Linked DNA regions of Mus musculus: region 1 is linked to region 2. A link is a loop called in an ENCODE intact Hi-C map of the cell type or tissue named here. Cell type or tissue: heart. All regions are shown on one strand. Each heading gives the region's core, and the rest is flanking DNA. Links, peaks and the distances in the headings are about the cores only. Region 1 holds the start of Gm22676 (a small nucleolar RNA gene). Region 2 has its middle 18 kb from the start of Ryr3.

Region 1 (2,923 bases), core at 218-2,717, 730 kb after region 2:
AGAAGGTTAAGAACATGTAATACTTTTTGCAAAGGACCTAAGTTTGGCTCCTGGCACACAAGTGAGGCCGATCACATCTGCCTGTAACTCTAGCCCCAGGGGATCTGATCCCGTCTTCTGGCCTCCATGGGCACCAGCATACACTTGACATGCACTCACACACATACACATAAATAGAAATAATAACGAAATAAATGTGTTTTTAAGGTATGATAGTTGGGTGAAATGGAAGTGGAACCAAAAAAGCCACTAACTATGTAAATTCTATTTCTGCCATCCAGATAGTAAGAACGAACACTAAATAAAAATCAATATATCAGAAGATGCTAAAGACCCAAAAAAATTAATAACTCCCAAAATCTGATACTTCACATGGTATATTCTATAGATATATGTTCTACTCTGATGTTGAGCCCCAATATACATTAATAAGTAAAACTGTACTAACATCGTGGTACCACTCTAGGCCTGAAATTTACGGGACAAACCAGTTTCAGGAAACATTTCCATCTGGAAATGTCACGTTAAGGTAAAATACCCACTGCCACGTTAAGCACACCCAGCTGTCAACTAGTCTTGGGCCAGGCATGCATGCTGTTGACCAGGAAGGCAAAATGTCTCACATCTCCCAAAAGTAAAACACTCCACCACTTAAAGAGTTTCCTCTGCTGGGATGAATAAAGCAAATCCGATCTATATGCTGGACAGGATTATTTCAATCCTAAAGAAAGATGGAGGCACAGCATCTGCAGAAAGATGGGCTTGGCTGGGGGTGATAGAGCGAATACAGCCAAAGTCAGGAGAAAAGTGCTTTCTCTGTCTGTGGTTTCTAGAGAGAGAGATAAAATTACATATGTGTGCGTAAAGCACCTGTATGAAAGAAGGGAAACTGAGGAACAAAGGAAGTCACCAGAGTGGGAAGAGGGTAGGGGGAGCGCAGCATTTGCATACTTGTAAAAAGGGTTTTCAAGTAACATAGGCCTGTGAACAAATAATATGCACAGTGACAATGTTTAAAAACCAGAATTGTCTCTGTAAAACAAAGGGAGGAGAAACAACAGAGAGATCAGTGGTGTGGATGCATCCTTTCGCAGATCTCTCCAGTGGCCTGGGACAGAGAGCCCGGGACTGGGGAAGCACTACACTGATAGTTAAGATCCACAGCCAATAAGGAGCGTTCCCTGCTGCTGTCTGCCAGTGGCCCAGGGCCCAGGGCTCATTTGAAAAGTAGTGTGCTACTTGCCCCACCTGCTGTTCAGAGCTAAAACTGTGCTTTGATCGCTAGTTTCATGAGGCTTGAGAGCAAGCCCAGCTCTAGAGAGGGGAGAGGAAGCAAGTCTGGCCGGGCTGTCTTCCAGGGGAGGGGATGCAAGTCTGGCCGGGCTGTCTTCTGGGTGCTGAGCCCAGGGCCCTTCCAGCACAACAGGCTCAGGCCCTCACCCTCCTACTCTGGGCTGATGTTTATGTTCATTGTTTTGGAGTTGGAAAAGCGGCTTTGGAGGTGGAGTTAACACAACTTGCATTTGACAGAGAAGTCAGTCAACTGCTTTTTGATGAAGCTAAAAGACACAATTTTATGTTTCTTGGTTGGTTTGGTTTGCTTTGCTTTGCTTTGCTTTGTTTTTAAATGTGTAGGACATGTGTTTGGGGGACGGCAACAAACTTTGTAGCCCTCCTCACATCATGACCAGGTTTATATTGGGTGTGTTATAAACAGAGGAGCCATTCCTCAGGCCCCCTGCTCTGAGCACACCCGTTTACAGGTTAGCTTTCGACTCTAGGTCTCTAGTATTTGTTTCTTGGGAACAGTGGTGTCCTGCTAGATGTGGTAGCACTTGCCTATAATCCCCACAGGAGGATCAAGGCCATCTCAAGCTACAGTATCTTGTTCCAGGACAGCCTGGGCTGTGGAATAGAAGACCGTGCCTAATAACAATCAAAGAGAGAAAAAAGAGAATCCTGTGATCAGAACTTTTGTTGATGGACAATGCTGTTGTGTCACACTTCTAAGTAATCCACACTCCAGAGTGTAGAAAGTACAGACTGCATCTAACACGTAAACAACCACACAAAAAAACACAAGGTCAAATGAGCAGACATAAACTATAACAGCACAACTCTAGATGCCCAAGGAACTCAAAACATACATGCACACATGAAATTCACACAGCACATTTAAGTATTCGCTAACTGAACAGTTTTAATTTTCCAGTCATAAATGATAAGGATCCATTCATACATATGGAAGCACATATAGCTCTTTATACACAGTGACTGTCTCACTGAATACACAATCAATTAACAATGTCTCTTGGTGTTATAACGTGATTTGATAAATACAAAAAATAGAAGAACCATAGAACTGAAGGTCTTAAAATAATATGTATATGAATTTGATACAAGTCAGTCATCCTAATTACACTTTAATAATATAGTTATTACCATTCAGAAACCCTGGCACTGGCGAGATAGGAGAATCAGAAGTTCAAGGCCAGTCTGCCCTATGTGAGACCCTGTCTCAAAAACAAACAAAAAAATAAATAAATAAATAAAACAAAAATTATTGCACAGAAGTGGAAAGCAACTATTAAACAATTCTCAAGTATAAAATATATTACCCCAGATAAAATTATGAAGAAAATATGGGAAGAAAATATTAATTTAAAAATATAAGGAACAGTTGAAATTTTACTGCTAAAGGCTTTATTGATGCATTATTTTTTTAAATGTATAAAGCCAGTTTCAAGTCACTACTGTATTTAAGGCTACTCATAAAAGTGGTGTGCCTTTTAAAGTGCTTCTACAGCCATTGTTGAGACAGGGTTTCTGGAAGCCCAAGATGGCCTCTAACTACTGTGTACCTTCTGATAGCTGCCTCCCATTCTGAGTTCTGATAAGGTATGCAACCCCATACCCAGAGTTT
Region 2 (2,923 bases), core at 196-2,695:
GTGACCTACTACTACTCTGGGAGTTGTTTTGTGATTTTTGAGGAATCCTTCAACTTTTTCCTGATTAATAAAATGAACATTAATTATTTTAGCATGAAATACCAGAGGAGATAGTTAATGCAATCATCTAAATGCACTGCAAACATAAATATATTAAAAACATATTTTGAGAATATCTTTTCTTTGACCTTTCTTGTGTTTTAAAGTCCTGTATTAAAACTTTGACTTTTTTCATATTATCGAGTTTTATAGCCGTCGTTTAAGGTTTACATGCATTTTTATTCATGAGATTAATTTTTTTACTATGTCATATTCTTTGTAAGAAATCTTTACAGAGCTATAAAATCTTTTTGTGGCATGGGTTAGAATACATTAACTAAATAATATGGCTTTAGTTATACTACCTAAATTCAATGTGTTAAATAAAAATATATACTTCCCCATTAATTATCAATAGCAAACGCAGGAGCAGCATACAAAATACTTATCAAGGCTCAAACAAGTAATTTCTTTGTTTTGGGTGGCTAGGAATTAATTGACTCTTTCAGTTCACATTTGGGGTGTTGTCTGTCCCAGTTACTAATTCCACCCCATTTACCTTATTCAGCCTTCTAATATATAACTCTGGGAGGCTCCTAACCAAAGCTATATCCATCAAACATCTAATGCCCTTACTTCTAAATCCAAATTGAAAGATGAATGTTAAGTTCTCTTCCTGGAACTGCGTCTATAACATGTCAATTCCATCTATTTCTCTCACAAGGAGAACAAAGTCTAATAACAACAAGAAGGTGTTCTGTGCATTCACCATGGTCAATTACAATATGTATGTGTGCATCTTTTGGTCTAGGTCGAATTCAGTCTCCTGGAGAGTGTTTTTCACTGAGTTACAAATAACATTGGAGATAGCTTAAGGAAACATAGAAACTTTAGGGTGAGATACTCAGTAAACCCCAAAACATAGAATTCTATAGTGACAGAATCATATCTAGAATCCTATCACTGTTGCTAGGATAGTCTTTCAAAGTCAAGTGTTTGATTATTTCTGCTTCTTGGATATTTTCAGTGGCTGTTGACCTTCTTAATGTGCAAGTTTATGTGGAGTGGGTTTATAAAGATTGCCCTGATTGAGTCATTTCTTCCCATTGTCTCCCACTATTAAATACACAGTCTGTCTCACTGACATAGAATACCTATTAATGAAATATGTCTCTCTCTGTGTCTCCTTCCTCTCTCTCTCTCTCTCTCTCTCTCTCTCTCTCTCTCTCCTCTCTCTCTCTCTCTCTCTCTCTCTCTTTCTCTCTCTCTCTCTCTCTCTCTCTCTCTCTCTAATGAATTATCACAGACACTCTCCTGAACCCTAGTTTCTAAACTCTTCATAAGGAATAGAAAAGGAACTATAGTTTTGTGCTGTTTGTTTATGTTCTGAAAGTTCTGAAATTGTATTTGTTGCATAGAAAAACTGTCAGAAAATCTTAATACAAACTGATAGATCAAAACAAATTCAAATGTCTTATCGGGAACTAGGATTCACATTAGGCCACTAGAGGGCAGAGTAGTGTAACTGTGACTGTGTGAGTCCAGACGCCTGAGAAGCTTCAACTGTTTCAGGAGAAAAAGATATCCCAGACAAGAAAGTCCATGTAGGGTGTTAAAAAAAGAACTCATACAATCTTCTGGTCCTGGTTTGACCATTGAGTGCATAATTACTCTTCCCTGCTTGATACCGCCTGCCTTGGTTATTTTTAAATTCTGGTTTAATCCTAGTCATTGCCTATTGCCATCTGAGGCCATAAGTTAACTTTGAATTCAGGTTGAGAGTCTGTTACACAATGTGAGTCACCACATTTCCAATTTGCTACCAACTGCAAACATTCAGGGACCCTCCCATTTATCCCATACATTCTGGGCCCTTCCTTGCTGTTACCTTAGCCACAGAGTTCTCATGATCTAACCCACATTCCTCACTCTTCGCAGAACCCCACTCCTGTTTTCTTTTGGGTATTGATGGAAACAGATTGTTACCCACGCAGAGGGCTCTGTGATATCCTTTTGGCCTTCTGCTTTTCTGGGGACATTGTGTGCTTCTCTGTTAACTTCTTTCTGACCCCCCCCCCCCCCCCGGCACTGCTGTGTCCTTCATAAACGAGAAGAATAGCAAAAATCATTCATTTTAGTTGGCATATTCTTCATAACATTTTGTTCCAAACCCTTGGATTAGCTTGTCCTTTTCAGCACCAAGTTGGGATCCACAGGTTTGTCTCTAGTGAGATGGCCCTTTCTTGCTCACTTTGACTTTAACTCAAATGTATACCAGAGCACACAGTCAGCGTAATTGTGTGCAGCTTCTAATTCCTTCAGCAGGAAAACATGAAAGCAATCCCCAACTCTCTGCCAAACAGGATAGTGGTTCCTTAAATCGCCCTTTCAGTCTCAAGTCTAGCTACTACCCAAGCCACAGGTACCCTGGTACTGAAGGCAATTTCCAGGGGCATGGGGCAAACATCTCTGACAACACAGCCTTCAGGGACTCCTGAGTGGAGGACTCTGTGTAGTTGGTTACAGTGATGGACACATCACTTGGAGTTCATCTCTAATAATATCACATGAATACAATCTTTCCTGGGACACAAATCATGTGGCTTCTTCAGTATGTGTGACAAACTTCTAAGCTATGTATGTGTCACATTGCAAACATGTGGGCATTAGGACCTGGGTTCTCTTAGATGCAGATGTGAGCCAGCTCTGCCCCAAGGCTTTTCCAACAACCACAAGCAAACAAGCTGCTAGTCGATGCTTGTGTCCTTTCTGAGCTAAAGGAAAAAACTCTTATCCAATGACAGGACATTCTTGGGCGGATGGGCATAGCTGCTCATGCACACAGCAGGTCACTATGGAAGTGAGTTTTCTTTAGTCAATGAAG

The links. A loop is a pair of places that touch in the nucleus more often than their neighbours do. Peaks named below come from ENCODE experiments on the same cell type or tissue, not always from the same donor. Only the 100,000 strongest peaks of a DNase experiment are listed, where the experiment ranks them.
Region 1: a loop joins it to region 2, with 7 times the contacts of the local background. A loop is called at or near these places in 5 of 42 quality-filtered maps.

The regions. Positions count from the first base shown.
Region 1 is chr2:112,499,702-112,502,624 of GRCm38, reverse strand. All of the region lies in intron 1 of Aven (apoptosis, caspase activation inhibitor), which reads right to left. It overlaps Gm22676 (a small nucleolar RNA gene), which reads right to left and starts at 1,756; the gene lies at 1,628-1,756. It also overlaps a transcript of Chrm5 not described here. In heart, for the core only: a CTCF peak has its summit at 1,248; a DNase peak (open chromatin) is centred at 1,174.
Region 2 is chr2:113,233,374-113,236,296 of GRCm38, reverse strand. No RefSeq gene overlaps it. Among named protein-coding and RNA genes, the nearest start is that of Ryr3, 18 kb to the right of the region's middle. In heart, for the core only: a CTCF peak has its summit at 1,541 (motif pointing right); no DNase peak of the experiment used is centred there.